Regions from separate parts of the Mus musculus genome. Here region 1 is linked to region 2. The links are chromatin loops, found by intact Hi-C in ENCODE. Cell type or tissue: gastrocnemius. All regions are shown on one strand. Links, peaks and the distances in the headings refer to the core of each region. The heading gives the core; the rest is flanking DNA.

Region 1 (7,447 bases), core at 1,158-6,157, 48 kb after region 2:
CGCCCTCAGCTATCCCTCTCATGAACACCCGAAGAAACACACCTAGAGATGTGCCTCAGTCTCCTAGATGATTCCAAATCTAGTCAAACTGACAAGAAGATTAACCATCGACCCCATGATCTCAGCACTCAGGAGACTAAAGCAGGAGGATCACTCAGTTGGGAGTCAACCTAGGCTAAGCAGCAAGACTCGGACAAAAACAAAATGAGAATAAAAATAAGAATTTCAAAGTGGGCCTGTTGACCTAGATCTGTAAGCCCAGCTACTCTGGAGGCTGATGCAGGAGGGCTGCAAGTTCAAGATCAGCCTGGACAAGTTGTGAGACCTTGTGGATATGTCCCACTATTAGAGAGTGGATGAGCCGAGAAGGGGCAGTGAGGCCCAGCCTGTTCCCCTCTCAGCAGTGCGGATTGGCCAAATGCAGCCTCGTGTGGAGAATGACATCCCCAGACCTGGACATCAGACTTCTTGAGTCACATCTTCATTCCTCCCACCCCACAGCAGAGATGGGAATGTGGGAAACTCTTCAAACCCTTTGAACCCCCTTGCGATGATGTGAAAAATGTAGCCATCATGGCTGCCTCACCCCCTCCAGCCAGTCACAGCCACAGCTGGGCCCTCTCCCTCCAAACCAGGTGACAAAAATTCCACAATTGTCAAGACCGTAATTATGAAAAATGAGTGAATTTTTAAGTAATAAAACATAAAACACACATACAACTGCTTCACTGAGAAGCATCCTGTGCGGATGTTTGGCTTCGTTTCCTCTCTGCTCCTTGGTGAGGTTGACCGCTCAGTCACTGCTGTGGAAGGGGACCAAGAGTACAGTGGAACAGTTCAGTCCTGTTCAATTCAGTCCAGAGGGGAAACTGAGGGAGGGGAGAAAAGGCCAGGCTGTCTTCAGACTTTCTGATTAGAGACGTTATACACAATCCTTCGGTTGTGGCAAGTCCCCAATAGGCCTGATTCATAACCAATATGCCCGTTTTCTTTGTTTTTTTTTTTCCATACCCCCATTCTCCTTGGCCTGAGCTTTCAATCATGTCTGACCTTTCTAGGGAAAAGCAAGCAGAAAGGGAGACATAGAACAGAACAAGAGACATGCTTACCTGAGGGACACATTATAAGATGGCTCTAGACTACATGAGCGGGGCACATGACTGGTGGTATAGTTCAGTGAGAATGTATTTGCTTAGCACATAGGTCTCGGGCTTCAACCCCAGCACTGGGGCAAGGTAGGCATCTGGGTGTTTTCTTTCTATTATGGCACCTTTATGTCCCTCAGAGGCTTCCGTTGAAGCCTCCAGCTGCACATCTGGAAAGTGGAGCATGTAGACTTCTCCCATGGTGTTACTTCCCTTGAGCCCTGCTTTGGTGGTTGGCAATACCATAGAGACCCTTCTGGTCTGGGTTCCCACAGGCAGTGAACTCTTAGCAAGCCACTCAAAGGACTTGTAGCTGCCTTTTCTCCTGGAGATGATGGGAGGAAGCCTATCCCAACCCTGGCCCGTGAGCAAAAGCTCGTACTGACCTCTCCTGAGAAACCCGCATCCCAAGCCCCCCTCTTCCTTCCCTCCTCCTCCTCCTCCCTCTTTACCTCATCCTTTTTAATCTATTGTGTCTTATTTTAGGACAAAAGGAATGACTTCATAAAGCAGTTATTTCCTTTGGAAACATGCATCTTGGACTAGCAACTAACTCTGAGATTTTATATCTATTTTATCTTAGTGCCTCTGAAATTACCAACTTAATGCCCTAGTAACAGTGTATACACGCAGTGCTCCCTTGCTTTAAAATCAAACATACATATTCAAATTGTAGCTTTGATTCAGCTACAATTTTAAAACAAGATTTATTTATGTGTATTCATGAGGGAGGGGTGTGCCTGCACGTGAGTACAGATATCCAAGGAGGCCAGAATAGGGTATCAGATTCCCCTAAGGCTGGAGGTTCAGGCACTTATAAGTGCCCCCAAAGTGGGTGCTTGGAACTGAAGCTCAAGTCCACTGTAAGAGCAGTAAGTACCACTGAGCCTCTCTCCAGCCCCTGACAAGCTGTTTCTAAAACTCTTATGTTTTAAACATACTTTAATATGAATTTCATACCAACAGATTCATTTTTGTGAAATCAGGTTTTTTTATTGGATATTTTATTTATTTACATTTCAAATGTTATCCCCTTTCTTGGTTTCCCCTCCACAAACTCCCTAACCCATCCTCCTCCCCCTGCTTTTATAAGGGTGCTCCCCCACCCACCCATGCACTTCCTCCTCACCCTCCCTAGCATTCCCCTACACTGAGGCATTGAGCCTTCACAGGACCAAGGGCCTCCCCTCCCATTGATGCCAGATAAGGCCATCCTCTACTATATATGCAGCTGGAGCCATGGGTCCCTCCATGTGTACTCTTTGGTTGGTGGTTTAGTCCCTGGGAGCTCAGGGGGGGAGGGTCTGTTTTAACGGCTTGTAACTTAACCAACCTCCTATTATATGGGACATTTGCAAATATTTCCAGGATCTTACTGTTGGCCATGGCACTGGGATAAGCAATCCTACAGCTGTGTCTACACAGACATTCTTAATGATTGCTTTAGGAGAAATATCCGTAAATAAAGTTGCTAAATCAAAGCCCTTCTCAGGATACAGTCAACATTTTCTCCCCCAAACCTTTAGCAATTCATGCAGATACTAGAGTGAATGTGAGCTAAGCCACTGCTCACACCTTGCTAAGACTAAGACCAGTTTTGTCCTTTGTCATCTGATGGATCAAACTTAGTGTGTGGCTTAAGTTGCATCTCTTTATCATGTCATGGGTATTGACTCTTAATCTTCTGTTCGTAAATTGCATTTTTTCCAGTTGGTCCTTCTTATTTGTAAAGTCTTTTGCATATTGAATAAATTAGCTCTTTGCTGACATATAAATTATAAGTACTTTTTATGTCTTTTATGTAAAAAAAAAGAATTAAAAATCAATAAATTAGTTCTGATACAATTTGTTTCTTTGGGACATGGTCTAAAGATCTCCCCCAATAAGAGACCAGATTCACCTCTCTAGCTCTTTTGTGGTTCCCTTTTTACATCTATCAACTTAGTATATTATAAAATAATGCAACTAGCTTTTTCCCTCCCAAGTAGGCATTCAAATACTATTTTTTAAAGATTCATTTTATTTTAGTTATGTGTATGTGGGGGGTGGGGGGGGGGGTATGTGCAAGTGAGTGCAATGCCTGTGGAGGCCAGCAGAGGGCATGAGATCCTCTGGAGCTAGACTTAGAGGTGAGCTGGCTGACACAGGTATTGAGAACTCAGGTCCTCTGCAAGAGTGGTGTCTTCTTCTAACTAAGCCATCTCACCAACCGAGCCCTGCTCTCAAATATTTTTTAAGTAACATATTCTTTTCTCACCTATTTAATAAATGAACTTGATCATACAGGAAGTGAATTCTCATCATTTTTATCGATAGTTCTTACTTATGCTGGAACTATTAACATTTTGCTTTAGCTTTGGCAGTTTTATATTTTATTTTAGTAACTGACATTTTTCAAGATAGTTGTCTTAGATAGGGCTTTTATTGTTATGAAGAGACACCACGACCAAGGCAACTCTTATAAAGGCAGACATTTAATTGGGGCTGGCTTACAGTTTCAGAGGTTCAGTTCATTATCATCATAGCAGGAAGCATGCAGCATGCAGGCCAACATGGTACTGGACAAGGAGATGAGAGTTCTGCATCTTGATTCAAAGGCAACCAGGAGAGACTGGCTTCCAGGGAGCTAGGAGGAGGTCTCAAAATGCATCCCCACAGTGACACACTTCCTCCAAATAGGCCACACCTCCTAATAGTGCCACTTCAGATCCCCATAATAGTCTTCACTTTTCTTCACATTTCTGATTAAAGTGTGTGAGTCATTCCGCATAGACTTTAGAATCACTCTGTCACTTTCTAAGACCTACTGGGGTCTTCGCTTCCTGCATCAAATTGACACAGAGAATAAGTAATATCTTTTAAATGTTCTGTCACTAACATTCATCCCAGATGTCTCCTTTTCTCTTCTATTTTTATCCTTAATTTTTAATGCTGTATATGGGGAGGTGCACACATGAGTGTAGGTGTCCCGGGCAGTCTGGAGGAGGGAGTCAGATCCCCCGTGGCTGGAATTTCAGGTGGTGGAAAGCCGCCTGACATGGGTGATGGAAATCACACTTGGGTTCAAACACAGGTCCTTTGCAAGAGCAGTTATGTGCCCTTGACTACTGAGCCATCTCTTCAGCCCCAACTTCCTTTCTTAATAAAACACCTAAACTGAGAGGAAACCATCTCTCCCTGAAGACCTGACAATTCTTGGTGACATTGGTATGCAGTAGGCTCTTGGTTCAGATTTCCCTCAGTGAGGAGCTACTGTTTCCTCCTTCCCACTCCCTCGGTTATTCTCAGAGCACCTGTCTTAAGCTCATTTTTTTTTTGCAGTGCTGGGATCAACCTCTGGTCTTCCCACATAGTAACTAGGCAAGTGCTCTGCCACTGAGCCACCCTCCTGGCCAGTGCACCTGTTTTTGTTCCCATTGAGATCCAAGGACAGTGCAATCTCCCTTTCTTCCCCAGCAACCCTTTGACCTTTGTGCCTGCTTGTCCTTGCATCATCCGGCATCCCGGTTCTCTCCAGTATCACAAAGCCCCTGTTCATGATGCCCACGTAGAAAACCCCAGGATCTGTCCTGTCCAGCTGACCTCCTCCTCTCTGCCTGAATCAAACTTCTAAGTCTACAGGAGCAAATTCCCACAAGGTCACACAAGGTCACTGAGAGCTGCTGTGCTTAAGGTAGAAGAGCTCAAAAGAAGTTAATAAAGTGATTTGCGATGATATTCTGCTGTACTCGTAGACCAGTGCCTGGCCCAGTTGTCAGCAGAGAGGCGTCACCCAGCAACTGATGGGAGCAGATGCAGACACCCGCAGCCAAACACTAGGCAGCTCCCGGGAACCCTGCAAAAGAAGAGGGGGAAGGATTGTAAGAGCCAGAGGGGTGAAGGACACCGTGAGAACGTGGCCCACAGAGTCAACTAAACAGTGCACATAGGGTTCACAGAGACTGAAGCAATAAACACAGTCCTTGAATGGGTCTTGACTAGGTCTTCTGCATATACCTGATGGTTGTATAACTTGGTGTTGTTGTGGGACTCTTAACAGTGGGAGTGGGAGTGGAGGGTGTCTCTGACTCATTTGCCAGCACCTGGGACCCTTCTCCTCCTACTTGGTTGCCTCCTTTCAGCCTTGATATGAAGGGTGTGCCTGGTCTTACTGCAACTTGTTGAGCCATGTTTGACTGATATTCCCGGGAAGCCTGTTCTTTTCTTTTCTTTTCTTTTTTTTTCTTTTTTTTTTCTTTTTTTTTAAAGGTAATTGGAGAAGTGGATATGGGAGAAAGAGGAGGTAGGAGGAGAGACTGAAAGGAGTGGAGGGAGGGGAAACTGTTGGCAGGATGTAATATATAAGAGAATAATTTAAATAACAATACACAGCCTCTGGTGAACACCCATTTTACTGGGCTGTCCTTTTAAGTGTCTGCAATCAACTGAGGTCCACAACTTCCTGGTACAAAGTGAGACAAAACTAGATATTACGCTCGAGTGAGTGCTTTCAGAGCCTCTGTCAGAGATAGTGCTTGGTGCACTCCTCTATGTTCATCCATCCTTCCGGTACTGTGAATGTTGGCTGCTAAGTCTCTGAGACTTATCCTGTGCCAGTGAATGCCACCTTATGGAGAAGTGCTGCCATCTAGGCACTTCCCTGAGCGGACAATGCATGCAGCTGATGGCTGATGGTGTGCAAAGGCTGCTCCTCTCACACAGGTGAGAAAGCTCTGCCATGGTTTGGACTCCATTCCAGCCACTGCTTTAGAAGACCCAGCCTAGGCAAGACCCTCCCCTGGATGACCAGAATAAGGATTAGCGGAGCAAATGCATAGATGTCTCTCTCAATCATCCCTAGAACAAATAAACTGTCTGAACATAGGAGGTTTTACTGCTGTAAAGTATCAAGCTATTTTTACATGTGAATGTCCTGTATCTACCCGGTGTTGCCCTAGAGACAGCTCAGGAGATAAAGGTGCTTGCCACCAAGTCTGGTGACTTAAGTTCAGTCCCTGAGATCTGTGTGGTGGAAGGAGATAACAGACTCCCTCGAGTTGTCCTCTGACCTCCACATATGTACCTTGGCATGCACATGACAATGCATACAAACTTGTATACAAAATAAATGAAAATAAATGTTTTTAAAAATTAAGGAAAGGCCTATATCAAATTAATCAAGAATTAGTTCAGAGTGGAGCATAAAACAACATCACCTATTTTTTTCTTTTTGTTTATTTTTGCAATTGTAACTTCATTACATTTCTCCCTCTCCTCATTCCAAACTCTCCCATATGTCCCTCCCACTCTCTTTTGAATTCATGGTCTCTTCTTTCATTAACTGTTATTGTAAACATATGTGTATTTTGTATATTCATGAATATGAATATAAATATAAACCTTTTGAGACTGGAGAGATGGCTTGGCAGTTAAGAGAACTGACTACTCTTCCAGAGGTCCTGAGTTCAATTCCCAGCAACATGGTGGCTCACAACCATCTGTAATGGGATCCGATGCCTTCTTCTCATGTGTCTGAAGACAGCTCTGGTGTAGTTATTTTATATATATAGGAAAGTCACCTGAGGAAAGTCACCTGTCCTGCTCCTAGCTTGACTTAGTTGCCTGCAGTTCTTCGTGTAGAAGGGTCTTGTAAGCAAAGACCCTTGACTAGAGTCTCTATCCACAGAGGAATATGGAGGTCTGGGTGGTACTTGGTCTGAACTAACATGGTAGCTCTTACCAATACCTATAGGTTGAGGTGTTCCTAAGACTGTGGTCTCAAAGGCTAGTGACAGAGTCATCTTCCCATTCCATAAGAAATTTTCATCATCAGAACTACCCAGCAAAGCAGAGACTTGTTGCTCTCTGCTGCAAGCTTCCCTCCACAGAAGCCACCAAGCTGAGGCTAGAAACGCAGCACAGCACACAACCAAACCATCCTAGCCTAGGCTACAGCTCAGTGCTGGAGCACTCGAGTAACACAAGCAAGGTAGGGGTTCTATCCTCAGCACCCCTAAAACATCTAGCCTGAGGAGGGGATCAAATGAAATGACTCCTCTAGGAGGAGAGGCTCATGGTGATAGATGTGACATCAGGAGTCCCTAAGACAGGAACTCCTTTCTACAGCTCCATTCACAAGGTAAACCCTGCCTCCCTTCTCTCTCCTCCACAGAGTGTGCTCGGGTGTTCCATGCAGGTGGGGCAAGGCTGGTGCTGTGTGGAAAGAACTGGGAGGGACTGGAGAGCCTCTATGCCACCTTGACCAGTGTGGCTGACCCCAGCAAGGTAAGACTCTCTCCAGACAGCCTGAGGAACCTCTGGAT
Region 2 (7,447 bases), core at 1,413-6,412:
TGTAAGATTGATGATAAGATAGACACTGTGGGCTTCATTCAAAGTATGCAGTTAGCATAGCTTTGGCATTTTAGCATAAACCAGGTAGACTTGAGATAAACCACATGTGTCACTTTGAGCCCTTTAAGAAATGGGACCTGTCACACAGTAAAATTGTATAGGGAACACAGAGTTCTGCCAACTCAAGCAGGAAATAAGGCTTTAAAGGGGGCTCCTAGATGCGGAGAGTCCATTGTAAGGCCCGTTGTGCCCAACAGGAACCAGCAGACTCAAGACAGCCAAACGCATGCCAGTTCCCCAGCTGTAAAGAAAGTGAGTCACAGCCAGAGTGAGAGATGCAGATTCTAGTGAGATGAAACCAAACAATTCATTAAGGACTCTCTTGTACCTGGGGGGGGGGGGGGGGACTCTGAGAGCTAGAACATGGAACGCAGTGACAAAAGTCAAATACATTGCCATGGTAGACTGGCATGGATGTCTCCATAGCACTCATACCCCACACACATCACACACACACACACACACACACACACACACACACACACACACAATTACTTCTTGGAAGGAATTTCAAATTCCAACTAAATAATGAAAAAAGTTAGCCACAACTGAATGGGTGGAGGAGAAGGGTGTTTTTCTGGCTCAAGTTAAGATGACAAAGGATTCAGTAGAGAAACAACTAGAAGCCAGGAGAAATCAAAAGGCAAGGCCTCTTCTCGTGCCCAATCTCACATCTCATAAGTCAAAGCCAGAAACCAGAGACTTTGGTACCCTTTGATCTGCACTTTCACATCAGCAGATCGTTTCCTTGACAACCTGCATCCCATCTTCCCTCTTCTCTTAAATACATCCTCTTGACACCAGAGGCAGTTGCTAAGATAGTTCCTGGCTCATCTCTCTCTTCCTCCCTCCAGCCTAGCCAGCCCTAGCCTTCTCCAATCTGCCACAGACGTCCTACCAATGCCTGTTCTGAGTTATGACCCTCTGTGCTTCAACCTACAATGCATAAATCTTTCAAGCAGTAAAGGTGGACTCTCCTCTCTAGGGGTCTACAGACCCATGTGTGTTTTCTTCCTCTCTACATTGAAACACTCCAAGTCACCTCTTAAAAGGAACCATGGAGGTGAACAGTGATGGCGTGGGATAGCCAGCCACAGGAGAGCAGTGGACGGCATCCCAGGCAAGGGCAATGCTGAATTTCCCATCTCTCCCCAGAAGTGGAAGCCTACCAGCTCTTTGACCCTGAGTTTATGTTCTTCCTTCTGCCAAGAACATTCTTGCTCTCTATCTCAGCTTGGGCAGCCTTCTGTGCCCCGAAAATACAGCAGTGCCCTCCTTGTGGCTCCTAGCATCTTATACTTTTGTTCCATCAGTTAGTCACGCTGCTTGTGTACCCCACATGACTCCAAACTCCCTAAAATCTGTATCTGTGTCTAAGGTGCTTCATTACTGAGTATGGCATGACTGAAAATGGAAAAAAAAAAAAAAGATATTCCCTGTGCATCAAATTCCCCTACACTTCCTCCTCTCTCCTATGCTTCCCTTTACACTTGACCTTGAACATGGGTAAGCAGACTTTTGGACAAGTAGGTGGCTTTAGGGAGACAATGAGAAAGTAGAGAAAATATGTTCCCAAAGGGTTGCAGAATCCAGTCTTGTATGTATTAGCAGTGAGGACACCGAGACATAGCTCCACACTGTCACCCCCATTAGCCTGGGGAGTTCCCCAAAGCTTCTAGGGACCAGTCTACCAGGATTCAGGGCTTTGATGATGAAAGGAATGTCAGGAATTGCCAGTACAGTGACACACAATTGGGGGTTTTATTATATATTTTAATATAGGTTTAAGCACAAGGGTTAACACAGAGGGGTGCTCAGAGGATGCCAAACCCAAGGGTGGGCACCAGCTCTCAAGAGAGAGCAAGCACTTAGTTGTCTGAACATTAGCTATATGCACCCTTTCAGTGACTCCCAAGCTGCATCTCAAAAGGTTGCTAAAGAAACCTTTTATCCTCCCCCTCTTTTATGAGAGGGGTCCAGAGACACCCTCCCTGGAATTATGGACTGATCAAATAAAATCAGAAGCTACTGGGGTTATAGAAGAAGTTTAGTACCTGCTCTTTCCCTCTATGTGGGGTTTCCAGTGAGAGTTTTAGAAAATTGCAGATTCATGCTTAGCAAAGAAGAAATGTTAATTGTGTTGGAATTCTGGTTCCTGCTGCTGCCAATGCATTCTACTAGATCATGTCCCCAAGAATCATCCACCCACACCCACCCCCACCCCTTTCTATCCTGCCTTGGAAAGAAAATTTGTGGAACTGGGCATACATAGAAAGAGGGGGGAGGGAGAGGGAGGGAGGGAGGGAGAGAGAGAGCGCTCTGTAGAAGTCAGGAGGCTGAAGCAGAAAGATCCCCAGTTTGAAGTCTACTAGACCCTGTCATGGAGACAAGATGGGAAGGGAGAGAGAGAGGAAGGGAAAGAAGAAGAAAATGTGTGGAGGAAGTCTGCAGGGTGAGTTGGTTTTACTCTGCTTTTGCTGAGCTGCTGGGATGAGTAACTGAGCAGTGTCTTCTCTGGATCCTGGTGATAGAACATAACTCCTAATTAGAGTCTGCTCACTACACGCCAAGACTTTCCTACAAAACGTACGTCTCTTGACTTCCCCAAGCTTCGTGATGATCCCATGCAGCAGATATGATCCCCTTGGGATGCGGAAGGAAGCACAGGCACCAAGAGTGAAATAACAAGTGCAAGTTCACAGCCAGTAGAGGAAGACTTTGGATACGTGACCAAGTCTGGCCCCAGAACCTTGTCTTCCTACATCCTTCAGTCTCACAAGTCTCCAGCTGCCACTGGATGTGCGTTTTGGAGACAGGGCTAGATAAGGAACAAGCATCCAGGAATATCAGATAGAGATAGAGAGGCAGGCGCAATAGGGGAATTGGATGAGGTAAGTGGTAGAAGTTGCCACTGGGCCACTTTGAACAAGTCTCACTTGCTAGGAGACAACTGAACTGAATCGGAATGTTAGGTTGTTTGGGGAAGTTGTTCCAGACATGGAACACAGCAGGTGCCAAGACTGAGATACCATATACGCTTTCTTGTTTCTTCTCACAGAGGACTCAATTTCCTGGCCACCAATGGGAGTTGCTGTTCTGGTGGTTGGGGACCTTTCCTAGTAGAATCTGGAGCAGAAGTGCTGGTGGAAGGTCTCGTGTCCCCCTAAAGCCAGCCATCCCCTGAGGTGCCCCAAGTTCCAGCCCTAGGTGCTTTATCAGAAAGCTGGTAGACTCACGTTTTGTTTGAAGCTGTGGTTCTCTGAGCATTCTGACTCATCCTGCCAAGTATCTGTGGAGTTCTCTTGCTTCTGCCAAGTCCCCTGAGCCAAGCAGTGTCTGTAGGCCCTTCCTGGGCTCTCTGAAAGTAAACAAGGCTCTAGAAGAAAGGTCAAAACACACAGCCAGTTCCCTGAGCACGCTGGAAGGTCCTCACCCTCAGCTAAAAAGCTGTGGAAAATCCCAGGGAAAGAGGGTTTCGTTTCTCCGTTTGGGAGCTCATTAGCATCCCTACTGTTTATTTGGGATGGGAAGAAACCACGAAACCTCTAGATGTTGTAACTAACCATGATCCTTTAATGTCTGTAGTGTTTACATGTGTCTCCAAAGTTAAACGTTCCCAGTGATTCAGAGATTAGCCCTGTAAGGTAGTCTACTGGGAGATGCTCATCTGGGCATGCTCAGTGAAGCACCTCTCGCTAATGGCCAAGAGGTGGCGCCATGAAGAAGAGAACACAAGGGGTGGCAAAGCACACTGACTCGATATGATAAACCAACTTCGGAGCTGGTGTCCTGGATCCAGCTTTACATTCTCTGAGTCTTAATGGATTTCGTCATCGGGAACTGGGTCCGTTAACTGCTGCCTGTCTTCTGTGATGTGAGAGAAGACTGAGTGAGAGTGTCCGTGTGTGCAGATGATGGGCCAGTCACTTAAATTGCAGGTTTAATTGGTCAGTACCTACAATACACATGAAGTACATCCACTTGCCCAACTGACATCTCAGACAATAGGCTCCAGGCAAACTCTGGCTTCTCCAAATCTGCCCCATCCTGACACACACACACACACACACACACACACACACACACACACACACACACAGAGAGAGAGCCTTAGAACTATTTCTGCTCTCTCGTTTTGCCTCTAGCCTGATCCACAAGCAAGCCATACTTAACTTCACATAGATCCTGGATCCGACCCTACTTTCTACCTTCCACCTCCTTCCTAGTTAGAACTCTTTTATCTTCCTTGGTTTATTGCTAACTTTGCTGATGGTATTTCCCTCACATCTATGGATAGCCCAGTTGTCATGTTTCTGCTTGAAATCTTTTAAGGGCTTTCTAAGGTTTAGTGAGAGTCCTTCTGTGGCCATGCACAAAGGTTGTAGAGAGTGGGTTCCCAGTCTCTGCGCTCACCTCATGTTGCTCCCGTTCCCCCTTCACTCCATCTGTGTTTACCATCTCCCCTTCTTGGAGGCATGCTACTCTCCAATAGCATGGCACAGCTTGTTCTGTGCTCTCTCCTGAACATGGCCCCCTCTTGGTTCAAATACCTAGTCTAGACTAAGTATCACTTTGCCATTGCATAGTCCTTCAGCTGCCCATTGCCCTGACTCTTATCCTCCCATTCCATCTCCAGTTTCATCATGTCTACAGTATATCACATCTATACATAACAGAGGCTGCCTATGACTCTTGTCTGTCCTCACTACAATGTGAGCCCTAGAAGGATTTTAATCTGGTTTGGTCAATAATGTTTTCCAGTGTTTGGCACCCAGTGGGTACTTATTAAATATTGATTCAATAAGAAAATGACAATAATAACGATGATGATGATGATGACACTTGGCATTTGGGCTGTCCATGCCACTCGCAATGCTCTGCTGAGTGCACAGCTCAAAGCTGAGCTAGGAGAGTGCACATGAAAGGTCATAAACTGTCATAAATGCTAAGAGAGGCCTCAGAAAGACAAGGCTCCATCAGCTTCAGGGGAGAAGCTGGAGGAATTTTCTAGAAGGATGGGAAATACAGATGGAGAATTTGTAGTAAGAAAATATTAAAAATCCCCACCCAGGGTTCTATCCAACTTTTGGCTGTTGAGTTCCCGGAATAAGGAAAAACTCACAGCCTTTATATTTACAAATGACTTAAGCAGCATAACAGTTGGGCAGCTGCCTACCCTTCATGCTGTTAGAATTTACTTCTTATCGATAATCTCAAGTTACTACTTATTATTTTTTATGTTTAATATGGGCTGCTCTTAACTCTAGTTGGGTAGCCCTCGGGGCCATGTTTTTATGTCTTAGCTAATTTATGGTGGCTTGTCTTTTTTTTTTCTTATACATTCCTCCAATATTCCATGGTGGCTTCATTCTCCTCCTTCTCTCCTTTTGGTCTTCTTTTTTCAAATCCATGAAACCTCAACCCCACCTATGTCTCTTCTGCCCAACTACTGGCTGTTGGCATCTTTATTTATCAATCACAATTAACTGAGGGCTGGGTTAGACTTATAGGCAGAGCCTTAAGGAGGAATCCTGCAGAGAAGAGTGAACTCAGGCCTAAGCTAGGAACAGTGCAGTCATCATGAGATGCAGCCATAATTAGAGGAAGACAGTGTATCCATCCATCCATTGTGGTAAGAGGACGATGTAGCCATGATCCCATGCTGAAAGAATGGGTTGGAGTCTGGTGGGAAAGAAAGAGATGCTCATGTCTCTCCTTTGGGCCATGAGGTTAACACCTCTTTTCACTTGCAAAATTGGTGTCTTTAACAGGTATATAGGAACCCAAACTTGAAAGTGCCCTCCAAAGAAAGGTGCGAAAGACCTTGTACTTCGCAAAGGGATGGGCCAAGAGGCAAACTACTCTGCTAGGGCTGGAGCAGGTGAGAAGTGCACATCCACCATCCCACAAGAGCCTTCAGATTTTTCAATAGTAGGCTATTTTTAAGGTATGATGTCTACCTTACTTTCTTTAGACCTGAGTTGAATACAAATTAACTCAACTGATGGACTGTAACAGAACAGAGATGATGGAAGGGAACCTGGAGCTGACTCACCTTCCTCCAAGAATGGATGGTTGACCTGCCTTAGGTAGATGAATGTATCTTCTGGATATTGTCTCTACAAGTTGTAAGTCACCACAGTCATGACGGTAAGAACATTGGACTCTTCCTGACACTACGAGCTAGGCCAACTCATAAATCAACAATTTTCATTTGATAATTTCTGTTTCCTCACTTCTTTTAGAATACAGGGAAGCTGAGGCAGTGGGGTAAGGACCTAAGTGTCTGCTAACAACAGCTAGATAGATGGATCTAGAGGAGCTGAGGAGCTACTCATTTTGTCTGAGGGGAAGAAGAGAAGGCAGGAAGGATGCCAGACTGGTCAGCAGGGCCAAGTTGCAGAAGGTCACAGATGCCAATCATGGTTCTTGACATGGGGAGCCAACACAGTGGCTGGGAGTTTAGAAAGCTCTATGGAGGTTGCTGCAGGGGATGAGGTCTGAGGCTGTGGCAATAAGGACACCAGGAAGCAGCCAGATAAGAAGAGGCTGATGGGCTAGCACTACCATGGCACCATGGGAAATGAAGAGGAAGAAAAGCCGGGTACCACCCAGATGACAATGAGTTAACACTGGGTCAGGTGAAACATAAGGCTGTGCTGATTGGGGGTCAGGGAATCGAAGGTGCCCACATTTGTTTTTAATAATCTATTTCCTGCTTTCTGTCCTTCAATTTCTGTTCCATCTGATCTATGTATTCTACCCCCAGTATTTTCTTTAACCTTTTCCTTCTTGTCCAACTTCTGACTCTGCCTGGATCTAAACCAATGCCACCATTTCTTTGTGGACCAATCTGGAAGCTCCCAGACTCTCCATCATAATCTCCCTGAATCTCTCCATTCAAGATCCCATACTGTAAATGATGGCTTCCCAAACCATCTTTCTCTGCCCCTTTCATGCCTTGACACCTTCTGTGCCTCTGTATCATTCTTCTCTACAGAGTGACAGTACAGAACAATTTTCTTCACAATCAGCACCCAGCCTCACTGGTCAGTTCTAGATCCCAGACAACCCATGTGTCCACCATCTGACTTCCTCTGTGTCACATAAACACACTCCTGTAATCGCATCTCAAAGAATTCATCTGCACCTCTTGATATTTAGGAGGCTCTTTTCCAAACCCTTCCATTGTCTCCGTGTTCTCATTGGATTTTAGAAATCCATGTGGATTTTAAAACTTAAAGCAAAAAAAAAAATGTCAAATGAGAGAGTCAGTTCCCATATTTTACAAATCAAATTACATTTAGTACACATTAGAAACCGGGACCCTAATTTTATAAAGTATCTATAACTCAACTTCTTGGTAGTCTTGGGTTCAGAATCACAT

The links. Hi-C counts contacts between places; a loop is a spot of excess contacts. Peaks named below come from ENCODE experiments on the same cell type or tissue, not always from the same donor. Only the 100,000 strongest peaks of a DNase experiment are listed, where the experiment ranks them.
Region 1: a loop joins it to region 2, with 4 times the contacts of the local background. A loop is called at or near these places in 9 of 42 quality-filtered maps.

Annotation. Positions count from the first base shown.
Region 1 is chr11:67,802,487-67,809,933 of GRCm38, forward strand. It overlaps Dhrs7c (dehydrogenase/reductase (SDR family) member 7C), which reads left to right. Exons shown (of 7, transcript NM_001013013.2): 3 at 7,297-7,409. Among named protein-coding and RNA genes, the nearest start is that of Dhrs7c, 7.9 kb to the left of the region's middle. In gastrocnemius, for the core only: CTCF peaks have their summits at 3,260 (motif pointing right) and 5,786; no DNase peak of the experiment used is centred there; H3K27ac peaks cover 724 bases.
Region 2 is chr11:67,754,195-67,761,641 of GRCm38, forward strand. Glp2r (glucagon-like peptide 2 receptor) reads right to left here. Exons shown (of 13, transcript NM_175681.3): 4 at 3,297-3,418. Among named protein-coding and RNA genes, the nearest start is that of Glp2r, 13 kb to the right of the region's middle. In gastrocnemius, for the core only: a CTCF peak has its summit at 3,761 (motif pointing right); DNase peaks (open chromatin) are centred at 3,343 and 3,789; H3K27ac peaks cover 886 bases.